Linked DNA regions of Homo sapiens: regions 2 and 3 are each linked to region 1. A link is a contact called in ENCODE Hi-C or POLR2A ChIA-PET data. All regions are on one chromosome and are shown on one strand. The core of a region is the stretch at or near the end of the contact, and the rest is flanking DNA. Distances in the headings are between cores, read along the strand shown. Region 1 holds the start of SMC5-DT (SMC5 divergent transcript). Region 2 holds the start of CEMIP2 (cell migration inducing hyaluronidase 2). Region 3 holds the start of TJP2 (tight junction protein 2).

Region 1 (3,628 bases), core at 683-3,182:
GGCACAGTGGCTCATGCCTGTAGTGCCAGCACTTCGGGACACCGAGGTGGGCGGATCACTTGAGGTCAGGAGTTACAGACCAGCCTGGCCAAAATGGTGAAACCTCGTCTCTACTAAAAATACAAAAATTAGCCAGGTGTGGTGGCATGCACCTGTAATCCCAGCTACTCGGGAGGCTGAGGCAGAAGAACCGCTTGAACGAGGGAGGCAGAGTTTGCAGTGAACTGAGGTGGCACTACTGCACTCCAGCCTGGGCGACTGGGTGAGACTCTGTCTCAAAAAAATCAAATAAAAAAAATCAAATAAAAAAATTAAAAGCTTTAGTCAGAACATGGCCCTCTCCTGCTTAAAACTTTGCAATGGCTTCCCATTGCTTTAAAAATAAAATTCAGGCTTTTCCACGATGGACAAGGTTCTGCTCTGCAACCTTGTTCACTGCTCTGCAGCAACACTGGCCTTCCCACCTCAGAGCTTTTGTCCTTACTGGTATGTTCCAGCAAAATTCTTTTGCCTGGGGTGCTCTTTTCTCAGATCGTCACAGTTTCTTCTCGTCCTTCAGAGTTTATCTTAAACACCACCACCTCTCTAAGAGGCCTTCCGTACCTCCCACCCATCAGGTTCATTTTGTTTTCTTCCTAACACCTGTCACAGTCTGACATTATGCTAATCATTTGTTGTGTCAGCCTTAAGTAGTGAAATTCAGAAAATATCATTAAGTATAGAGTTTATTCTAACGCAAAGCTTGAGGACAGCCACCTGGAAACACCAACTCCAAACAAATAGGGTCAATGTTCCAAAGTGAAGTTAAGGTTTCATTTACACAGGCAGAAACAGAGAAGGTTCAGCAGGAGTACATTTTCAATACAAGAGCAGTGCATAAATTACAGCGATTAGATTAGTTATAGATAGCTACATTCCAAGGAAGATAACTATATTAATTTATGAAGGGGGTAGTGATCTGAGGGGGTCTTACCTCTGTCTCTGTTTGGTCTTCCTGATTATAGGAAAAAACAAGGCAGACATTGCAGCTGTATGCCATGGGACTCAGGCCCCATCGCCACATTCTTCGCAAGGCTCAGAATAATTTAAAGTTCCAACAGCTTTAAGTTTGAATTATTTAATTTCACAGTTGATTCACTTGTTCTTTTCCTGTCTCCCACAATAGAAAATAAGCTCCCAGGGATGCAACCTTGGCAGGCTCCTAAACTGCCACGGCTCCAGTTTCTTGTAGATTAGATATTCACTGTTGGTTAAATGAAAGAAGTTCTAGACAGGCCTCGGTGTGCTGCCTCCTCTTTAACGAGAGGGCTTACTAGATGAATGTGAGCAGACGGAAGCAGAACACCCTCTTAATGAAGGCAGCGCATTCCAGCTCAGGGATTTCTAGAAACCTCGGGGGCGGAAGTTTAACCAGAGAATTAGGAGGCAAGGGGAAGAGTAGCAATGAGGTTAACCTGTGCAGTGTAGTCATTTCACGAGTTTGAGAACGCCTAGCACGATGCCTTAACGGAGCGTCGGGCACAGAGTCATTTGGGAGGATTTCTTTTTCGGATTTTTGAGACAGGAACCTGATTTGAAGCAACAGGGAAGAACACCAAGAGGACGAAGAGCCAACGACGGGCGTGCCCGGGAGCTCTCACCTGGAAGGGGTGGGAGCAAGCAGGGCCTGACGTCCTCCCGCCTTGGCGGCCGTGGACGCCCCAGGTGCCACCCACAGCAGCCTCCCACCACACATGACTGAGGCTCGGGAAGCAATAAAGTGGCTTTCAAAATACTAAACGCAATTGAGATTTTTTCCTGAGTTAAAACAAAAAAAAAAAGGAACTGAATGCCGAAATATACGGAGAAGAAACTCCAGTTGCCACGTCCCCGAACGTCTCCACCCAGTCCTGCCTGCTGTTTCGCCCTCAGTCTGGGCCTCGCACAGCGCGGCGGAGCGCGGGAGGGGCGGGGCGGGCCTGCTGACGTCGCCGGACCTGAACTGCGCAGGCGCGGCGCGAGATCGCGGGAGCGAGCGCGCGGTAACAGTTCGCGGCAGTTCGCGCGGGAGCGGGGCGCCTGGGTGGATGGGCGCTTGGGCGCCTGGGCTGCCGGACGGTGGGAACGGAAGTCGCTGTGGGACGCTGAGGAAGCCAGGATGGCGACTCCGAGCAAGAAGACGTCAACTCCAAGCCCCCAGCCTTCCAAGAGAGCTCTCCCGAGAGACCCTTCGTCGGAGGTCCCGAGCAAGAGGAAGAATTCGGCCCCGCAGCTGCCGCTGTTGCAGTCGTCCGGGCCTTTCGTGGAAGGCTCTATCGTCCGCATCTCGATGGAGAACTTCCTGTAAGTTGCCCGGAGGCCGCGCCGCGGGTGTGGAGGTGTGCTGGCCAGCAGGCCCCGGGGCTCCGGCAGCGCGCGGGCGTGGGCGTGTGGGTGTGTACCTGGCTTGTGGGTCTGGCCTTGAATTCGTGCCGGGGTTCCCTTGAGGATTTTCCTACGTAGGCTGTGGAGATTGACGTGTATGATGTAGGAGATGTGTGCCTTGGGTGATGTGGTTTTTAAATTTAGTCAGCCAAGGTTTTCCAAAGGTGTCATGTAGCAGGTAGTGGTTGTAGGAGGGAGTAGGTCTCTGCCCGCTGGGAGTCGCGATCCATAGCGGCCCTGGTCTGGAATTCACAGAAGTATTGTCCCCGGGAACTTAAGAGGAGGCAACAGTTAATTCGGCGTGATAGTGATGCTGTGGCGGATTCTTAGGGTAGGCATTTGCCAGAGAGGAGTAGATAAGACGGTAAAGGTTGTTCGGGAATGGAGGTTACAGGTACAAAAAAATTAAACACTTACTGGCAATTGTTGGACCTCCCTACAAACCCTTGACCCCACTAAACCCAGTTTTCTTCCCTGGTTCCTCCCTCTCCCCTTCAGACAACTAGTTACCGCTTTAGAATTTAGTAAGTTTTAAATATATCATGTATTTGCCTAGCACCTTCCAGTTCATTTGTTCCAGGTCTTTTTTTTTTTTTTTTTCCTCTTTTTTTTTGAGACGGAGTTGCGCTCCTGTAGCCCACGCTGGATGGAGTGCTGTGCCGCGATCTCGGCCCACTGCAACTTCCGCCTCTCGGTTTCAAGCGATTCTTCTGGGTCAGCCTCCCGAGTAGCTGGGACTACAGGCGCGCGCCACCACGCCCGGCTAGTTTTTGTTTTTGAGACGGAGTGTCATACTGTCGTCCGGGCTGGAAGGTAGTGGCGCAATCTCGGCTCACTGCAACCTCCGCCTCCCAGTTTCAATCAATTCTCCTGCCTCAGCCTCCCGCGTAGCTGGGATTACAGCCAGCCGCCACCACGCCCAGCTATTTTTTTTTGTATTTTAGTAGACTCGCGGTTTCACCGTGTTGACCAGGCTGATCTGGAACTTTTGACCTCAGGTGATCTGCCCGCCTCGGCCTCCCGTAGTGCTGGGATTACAGGCGTGAGCCACCATGTCCGGCCGGAAGTCTTTTTAAAGCTTGCACATAGTGGCATAAGGATAACAGAATTGTAATAACAATACTACCTTTTTTTTTCAAGCACCTATTGTGTGCCAGGTACATAGTGCACTCATTCTTTCTTCATAACAACTCTATCTTGATAATTTCCATTGCTGAAAGAAGCT
Region 2 (3,628 bases), core at 532-3,031, 1.5 Mb after region 1:
GAGTCCTCAGCTCACTATCTCATTCACAGGTTAATAAGAACAGGTGATGACTCAGAATTCGCTTCTAATCTTAGTTTTCTGAGCCTTTAAGCACACATACATCAGAAAAAAACAGCGTCAGGAGGACTGAACAGAAAGCCAGAAGACAGATTTCCAGTTCCGCCCAAACTGATCCTCTAATGCAGGTACACAGAAGCTGGGGGAAGTCATTTCGGTGTGAAGAGAAAAGCACTCTAAAGTGCTACCCAATGTTTACTAAGCAGAGGACATGCCTACTACACATTCTTCTGCTTTGCCCAGAAATGCAAACTAAAAAGAACCCTTTGTATAGGTAATCAGACCCACAACCACAGTATGATACCCAGACCAATTCTGAAAAGAACAAGCGTCCTTCAAGGGTCAAATAAGCATTAGTAGCTCCATTCTAGCCAACCAAAGAAAGATAAGGCTAACCATTTTAAAGGTGTTTTTTTAACACTGAGCCATTTCCAACAGATTTGCCTGGCTGCTCTGGGGAGTCAGGCCTCCCTCAGCTCAGGTGAAGCCTCTACCCTTTCCCCTCTCTCTAAATTCTTCTCACTTTTTACCGGGAAGAGCAGCACATCTCAATACATGCAACTGTGCAGCAGCGCATCACTCTGTCACACTGAATCAAGGGGAGTGAACTCAAGGCAGTGAGTAGCTCATGTGCACAATGAAAGTTTTAAAAATTATTAGGCAGTCTATCCTTAATCCCAACTGCTGATAAAAGGAGATATATATCAAAGTCTGTTTTCCTAACCTGCGGAGAATTCAAGTGAGCTGTTTCCGCTCCAGGTCGAAGTCTGGTGACACTCATCAACCCTCAGCAGAGAGCATCCAGGGAATTCAGGACCTTGGTTTTATCGCTAAGGGTGTAGCCACTAGTGCTATTAACAGCAGCACTCTGGGTCCTCACAGAGAGGGCCCCCCTCCTTTACCAGGATCTCCCAACTCTGCAGAGAAAAGCTGGGAATAGGGTCCAGGGCTAAGGCTATTCCCCAGATTTAAAGGAAGCTGTACACGATTTTAAAGCCTCACCTTACCTCAGCTAACAGAGAGGCAGGGGGCGGAGGGCGGAGGACCCACCAACCCAGGGGAATTGTAAGGAGACAAAGATGACCCCAAACGCACAAGCGCGCGCGCACTGAAGCCCGGACTGCAAAGCACATTCCATCAACCTTTCACTGTAATCGGCTTACTGTGGGGTTTATCCCCTCACCCCATCCCTCTCCAGAAAGTTTAAGGCTGTTCGCACCGACTTTGAAAGGTCCATTGTTCCCTTCCCCGTAAACGTAATGAAAAGAGAGAGTGGAGAGAAAGAAATCAAGACACCGTTCCCGAGGACCCTTTCTTAAGAAGAGAGGACTGACTCCTGGGGAGTCGGGTCAGTCCCAATCCAGAGATGAAACCGGGAAAGGAGGCGCACGGGGGAAGGGCGGGAGGACGTTTTCCTTTTCGGCAGAAATGCCCAACGCCGGAGCCGGCCAGGCCGCCGGGAGCAGAAAAGGTGGGCGAGACCCGGGTCTGCGTCCCCGCAGTGGCCCCCGAGGGCAGCAAACGAGGTGGAGCGGGGTGGGGGGGCGGGTGACCGAGTCGCTTCTTACCTTCCCCTACCCCGCTTAGCGTCCGTTAACTCAGGTGCCTACACAGCGGTCCAGGGAGACGGAGAGGAGTCCCTGGCGTCCTCGGGTCCAGATCTCCTCTCCATGGCCAGGAAGCCACTCGATTGCCGGCGCCCGCAGCTGCCGCTCGTACTCAACTGGCAGCCGCAGCCTCTGCCTGGAGGTGAAATACTCTCCTCCCGAGAGTGACGCGCACTTCCCTCCGCCTCCGCCTCCTCCTCCTCCTCCTCCTCCTGCCCCGAGCCTCGGGGGCAGGGGCCTCGGCTCGCTCTCTCCCGGAGCCGCCGCTCGGCTTTCTCCGTTCCTTCCCCTCCGGGAGAAAGAGGAGGAGAATCGTGGCCCGGGCGGCGCGGGCCTGAGCGTCCCCGCGACAACAGGGGAGGAGGCGGCGGCGCGGGGCAGAGTGGGGTCCCAGGAGTCGCTCTTGTCCCTGGTCGGCGGGCGCCGCGGCTTGCTAGGGTCGCGCTCAGCCTCCGCCGGCCAGACAAGCAGCCCGGCTCGGCTGGGCCGGGAACTGTGGATTGGGCGGGCGGGCGGGCGGGCGGTGGAGAGCGAGGGAGGCGGAGGGAGAGGAGGAGCCTGCCATCAGAGGAGGCGGTGGCCCCGCCCGGCCCCTCCCGCCGGCCCCGCTCCCCGCGAGCTGCGAAAGCGGAGGCTCAGCGCCACTCGCTGCCGCGCGCTGGAACAGCGCCCGAGCGCACTGCCGGCGGGGCAGAGCCCCAGCCAGCGCCCCCCGCTGCGGCTGCAGGCTCCTACCCTTCCTGGGCGCGCACACCCGCCTGGCCGAACCGGAGCCTGTGCCTCCAGCACCCCCAGATAAGGCTGGTACTGCGCCTGTCACTCCCTGGCTGAGCCTGACACTGCGCCCCCAAAGTCCCCTGGCTGAGCGTGACTGCACCCCATCAACCCTCGGCTGCGTCAGACTTTGAGCCCCATCACCCGTAAAGAGATTTCCACACTCCCACAAATGTTCTGAGCGTCCAGTCACAGCCCCTACCTGGCCAGGCGCGAGCGCCAGGTTCTCAGCGCTGTCAGAAGAACCAGCCTGCTCTGGGACACAGGGCAGCTCTTCTGGTCCCTTGGAGCAACCCCAGCATCCCGCTCGCAGGCCGGAATAAATATACTTAGGTCTTCCCACGCCCCCTACCTGCGCCACTCTGGAGTGGCGGCCGCTTGCAGAGGTGGCGCCGAAAGCCACGCCCCGGCCCACCCCAGTGCCAAAACGCCGCTCTGAGGACACCGGCACCGGCCCTGAAGCAGCCCTGCCGCCGCCACCCTGCCCCCTCGCTGGAGCTGCTCTCACAGCCTTGGCTCTGGGTGAGGGCGCGGCCCGGGCTGGATCACTCAGACGCACGAGGTCCCGAGCTAGTGACAGCTGCAGGACTGCCAAATCCGGGCCGTCGTCATCCTCGATTTAATTGGAATTGGAAGTTTTCCCTCCAGGAAACTCTTTCAGTGAATAATATACAAGGTAGGATAGTTTAGTTTTCAGGGTTGTTCATTCCTCCTCCCTCAACAAACTCAGTCCTGTAACCGCGACACACCCGGCAGTGAAGGGGAATCCCCTATTTCAAGGGTATTAGTTCAGGACTTTGTATAAGAAATTACTGTTTCCAAATCTTGGCTGATGATAAGAATCCCCTGGGGCACTTAGAAAAAATTGGATTGCCAGACGTCGCGCAATCTACTGAATCAGAGGTATCGGGAATATGTAAGTTTGGGAAACAGGGCTAGAATGCATCCTCTAATTAATTAAAGCCTTGGAAAGATGCCTCCAAAACAGCAGCGCGAGCTAGTGCTGAGATCTTACAGAAACTTCACCCAGCTGCCTTTGAGAGCCGCTGTCCCTTCTGGGATAGGCAGGGAGGAAAGGTTTTTAAAATAAGGAACATAGTTTTGAATAACAAGATGGAAGGGACAAAAGACTGTTTTCATGGTCCAAAGGTGTTTTGGATTGTGCTTAATAAAGATAGAAACTGTGTCAC
Region 3 (3,628 bases), core at 582-3,081, 1.1 Mb before region 1:
AAGTGTGACTGAAGAACTGAATTTGTCATTTCCTCTAATTTTAGTTAATTTACATGTAAATGTAAACACTTACTGGTGGCAAGTGGTCATCTTATTGAACAGTGCCGCTCTAGAGAGAAAAAAGGAAATCAGTCAGTAGATGTAACTGCCACATTCTGGATTATTTTTTAAATGTTAGTGGCTCTAAGCCCACATCATTAAGGTGTGGCCACCTTTCAAGTGCTATCATTTTTATTAGTCAGCACCACCTAATTTGGGAAATATTTTATTTTTTTTTCCTTTTTTTTGATTAAAACAATTTTTAAAAAATAGAGATGGGGTCTCACTATGTTGCCCAGACTGGTCTCAAACTCGTGGGCTCAAGTGATTCTCCTGCCTTGCCTTCCCAAAGTGCTGGGATTACAGGCATGAGCCACCGTGCCTGGCCAGATTTGGGAAACATTTTATAAATAGGTGCTTAGATCAGGAGAGCAATGCCTTACATCAGGAATACAACCAAAATGTCTAAGTCCGGAGACTCGAGGCAAAGTGGGAAACGTTACTCACAGTGCTTTTTATCCAGAGGCGTGGACTTAGTTACTCCAAAGGAGTCCAGAAGCATAACACTTCTGGAGAGGCATCTACTGGACTTGTTTTTCCACGAAACTTCTAGACTTGTTTTGATCAGGCAGGAAGTGAAGCAACTTTTCAGGGAGAGAGCCCAGCATCTGCATCTCCTCTGGGACAGACCACACCTTTTACCTTCTACTTGTGAGCCTAGGACGAGTTTTGCTTTCCAATTAAGGGAAGAGCAGGGCAGGCAAAACTATTCTCTTACAAGATGGTTTTTTAAGATTTCAAACCCAAGGTTATATTTTTAATCGGTACCTGTTTGGATTCTCCAAATTAATTTATATGCTCTTAAAATAAAGACACTTAACGTCACTGCACAATTCTTTGCACATGGAGGACTTCGAAAGGAATAAGCACACTGAATTGCATTAGATGAATCCTGTCAGATAAGCACTTGTGACCTACTGGCAACCTTTTATAAGCTGATGATGGGAGAGGAGTTTCAATCTCTTTATTGGAGTTGTTGGAAATGTGCCAAAGAGATAACCTGGAATATATTGTCCTGAAAAGTCCTGTTTTAATATTTAATACGAACATCTTATAACCCTCGGAATTCGGGTAGGCAGTTGTTGGGCTGAGAAATGTGGGGTACAAGGCCGTGTATGTGTTGGTTAGCCGGGCAGGCCTCTAGACAGGACCTAAAACTTTGAGGTTTTCCCAGTTCGACTCTTCGTAGGAGAACTGAAGCTGCCTGTGTGAGGCCCTGCGAACCTCGCCAAAAAGTCTTCCTACAGGATGCCCCCGCGACCTCACCGGGGAAACACCGCGGACAGTCGGGCCAGCAGCGCCCGGAGCTCACTCCAGGTCTCCAAACTTGCAGCACTTCCCAGAGCGCGCGCGCTCGGAGCGGGACCTGCTTGCTCCAGTGCACGCCGCGGAGCGAACCATCGGGCTGGCGGGGGTGGAGGGGTGCAGGCGTGGGGGCTGCGGGCCGCTCGGGCCTTGGGCTTCTCCTGCCGCCGCCGCCGCCTCCCGCCCCCGGCCAGGAGTCGCGCGTGACGCGGTTCGCCGCAGGAGCCTCGAAGGCGCGGCGCCGGCGAGCCCTTCCCCGGCAGGCGCGTGGGTGGTAGCGGCCAATTTGACAGTTTCCCGGGCCGGGCGGCCAGCGCGGAGGCGCCACGCTCGGGTCGGGGGCGGGCTGACGCCGCCGCCGCCGCGGGAGGAGGGACAAAGGGGTGGGTCCCCGCGGGTCGGCACCCCGGCGGTTGGGCTGCGGGTCAGAGCACTGTCCGGTGGTGCCCAGGAGGAGTAGGAGCAGGAGCAGAAGCAGAAGCGGGGTCCGGAGCTGCGCGCCTACGCGGGACCTGTGTCCGAAATGCCGGTGCGAGGAGACCGCGGGTTTCCACCCCGGCGGGAGCTGTCAGGTTGGCTCCGCGTAAGTGCCTCCTTGTGCCGCGCGGTTGGGAGGAGGGTCGTGAGCGTGAGCGTGGGAGCGCTGGGGGCTCTGCTCGCGTGCTGCTCTGAAGTTGTTCCCCGATGCGCCGTAGGAAGCTGGGATTCTCCCATCCGGACGTGGGACGCAGGGGAGGGGTAGGTTTCACCGTCCGGGCTGATGACTCGTGGCCTCCGGGGCTCCTGGAACCTTTACTCTGAAGTCACTTGGGCTGGAGATTAAGGCGCGAGTAGGGGACACTGTCTTGAACCCGGTGTCCTGGATTTCTGCTGGCTTGGAGGCATCTCGTGTCTGTTGTGTCGCTTGCATGTCTTTGTGTTTTCCTTCTCTATTTCAAACCACACTCGGTATTGATGCAAAGTTACAGGCTTGTGTACGTGAGAGAAACTGAAAACTCATCACAGAGCAGAATCCCTTTTCCCTTTCAATCAGCTGCGTCTGTAATAGAAGTAAAAGTTGTTTTTTTTTTTTTTTTTTTCCAGTAGGGAATGGGGATGGAGGTTTGGAAGGACCCACAAAAGAGGAGTGTGATGAATGCTTTGTATTCTAGTACTAGCCTACCTGTCACCAGTTCTTTTTATGTCTTCATTTGTCAAGTTTCTGCTTTTACACGGTAGTTTAAGTTATAAATAATCAGGGATTTCTACCACAGGGTTTTAACATTCTTGAAATGTGGACAAACTTGGGAGTGAGTGCTCCCGCGCTTAGTAATGGAATACAGCCTCCCACCTCTATTTCAGCTTCAGTTCTTAGGCTAGGCTGCTTTTCTGGCAGCTGTCTGGCCTGAGTAATGATGGTTGTGGTTTCCCTGAAGTTCCCAGCGGAGAGTCATCCCATGATAGAAACTGCCTTGCGCTTCTCACTCACGCTCTCAGCCCGGGGAATCCCAGCGGGGAGGAGGGAGGGAGGTCGTTTTCTTCAGCTCCCCAGGTGGTCTGTGCTGGGTGTGCTGACGGTCCTTTTGGGAAAACAGGTCCACCTTTGCCAGCGTAATTCAGAAAGAGATGTAATTTTCTGAGAGCACACACCTGGGCAGGAGATCGCTTGAAGTGAGAAATTCGTAGTGGTAAATGTATTTGTAGCAAAGTACCACTGCATATCCTGCTTGAGAGGATGAAATTTGATTATTTAGTAAGTTTTCATGAACAACTCCACTTCAGTGTGGGGATTACGCAGATGAGCAAGAGCGTGGCTCTGTCACACAGTCCCGTTGGGAAAGCCTGCAACTCATTAAGAATCCGATGAGTGCCATTTAGAAATGTGGACAGGGTACTGGAGCTTCCTCATTGTGGGGAGATGGCAGAAGCGGAGGTGCTTTACTAAAGCACCGGTGGCTTTTGAGGTGTTTCTTGTGTTTTTTTCAGAACTACTTCTGCAGTGGGGCCACTTTATTTCTTTTCAGAGCTACTTATGCAGATTGATGAAGGGGAACTTTCCCCTCTGAAATGCTGCTGTAACTTTTTCAGTACCATCCAGATATTATAATACTGAATGAGCCCCTACTCCTGCCAGTCACTGTGGGGGATACAAAGATGAACAAGATTCAATTTCTGCATTTAGGGGTCTAGTGGACCTGAAACTGTTAGACTTTACTCTGCAATCTGTGTCGGGATTCCTGAGACT

Evidence for each region. Hi-C counts contacts between places; a loop is a spot of excess contacts on that map. ChIA-PET counts read pairs that join two places held with the same protein, here RNA polymerase II (POLR2A). Pooled maps may share reads with other maps.
Region 2: a loop to region 1 is called in a pooled map, with 31 times the contacts of the local background. The contact joins the promoter of CEMIP2 here to the promoter of SMC5-DT in region 1. A Hi-C loop is called at or near these places in 2 of 37 single-sample maps with no recorded cell type and 15 of 50 pooled maps. POLR2A ChIA-PET finds 5 or more read pairs at or near these places in 2 of 52 experiments (CD8-positive, alpha-beta memory T cell and HEK293).
Region 3: a loop to region 1 is called in a map of naive thymus-derived CD4-positive, alpha-beta T cell, with 7 times the contacts of the local background. The contact joins the promoter of TJP2 here to the promoter of SMC5-DT in region 1. A Hi-C loop is called at or near these places in 1 of 168 maps with a recorded cell type or tissue (naive thymus-derived CD4-positive, alpha-beta T cell), 4 of 37 single-sample maps with no recorded cell type and 12 of 50 pooled maps. POLR2A ChIA-PET finds 5 or more read pairs at or near these places in 1 of 52 experiments (GM12878).

Annotation. Positions count from the first base shown.
Region 1 is chr9:70,256,942-70,260,569 of GRCh38, forward strand. It overlaps SMC5-DT (SMC5 divergent transcript), which reads right to left and starts at 1,933. Exons shown (of 4, transcript NR_039990.1): 1 at 1,455-1,933; 2 at 974-994. SMC5 (structural maintenance of chromosomes 5) reads left to right here and starts at 2,037. Exons shown (of 25, transcript NM_015110.4): 1 at 2,037-2,322. The coding sequence starts at 2,138. RefSeq lists enhancers at 1,604-1,793, 2,124-2,323 and a silencer at 1,864-2,083.
Region 2 is chr9:71,766,732-71,770,359 of GRCh38, forward strand. CEMIP2 (cell migration inducing hyaluronidase 2) reads right to left here and starts at 1,782. Exons shown (of 24, transcript NM_013390.3): 1 at 1,626-1,782. RefSeq lists enhancers at 1,440-2,121, 2,122-2,803 and a silencer at 1,877-2,546.
Region 3 is chr9:69,172,446-69,176,073 of GRCh38, forward strand. It overlaps TJP2 (tight junction protein 2), which reads left to right and starts at 1,832. Exons shown (of 23, transcript NM_004817.4): 1 at 1,832-1,987. The coding sequence starts at 1,928. RefSeq lists a silencer at 1,421-1,850 and an enhancer at 2,741-2,930.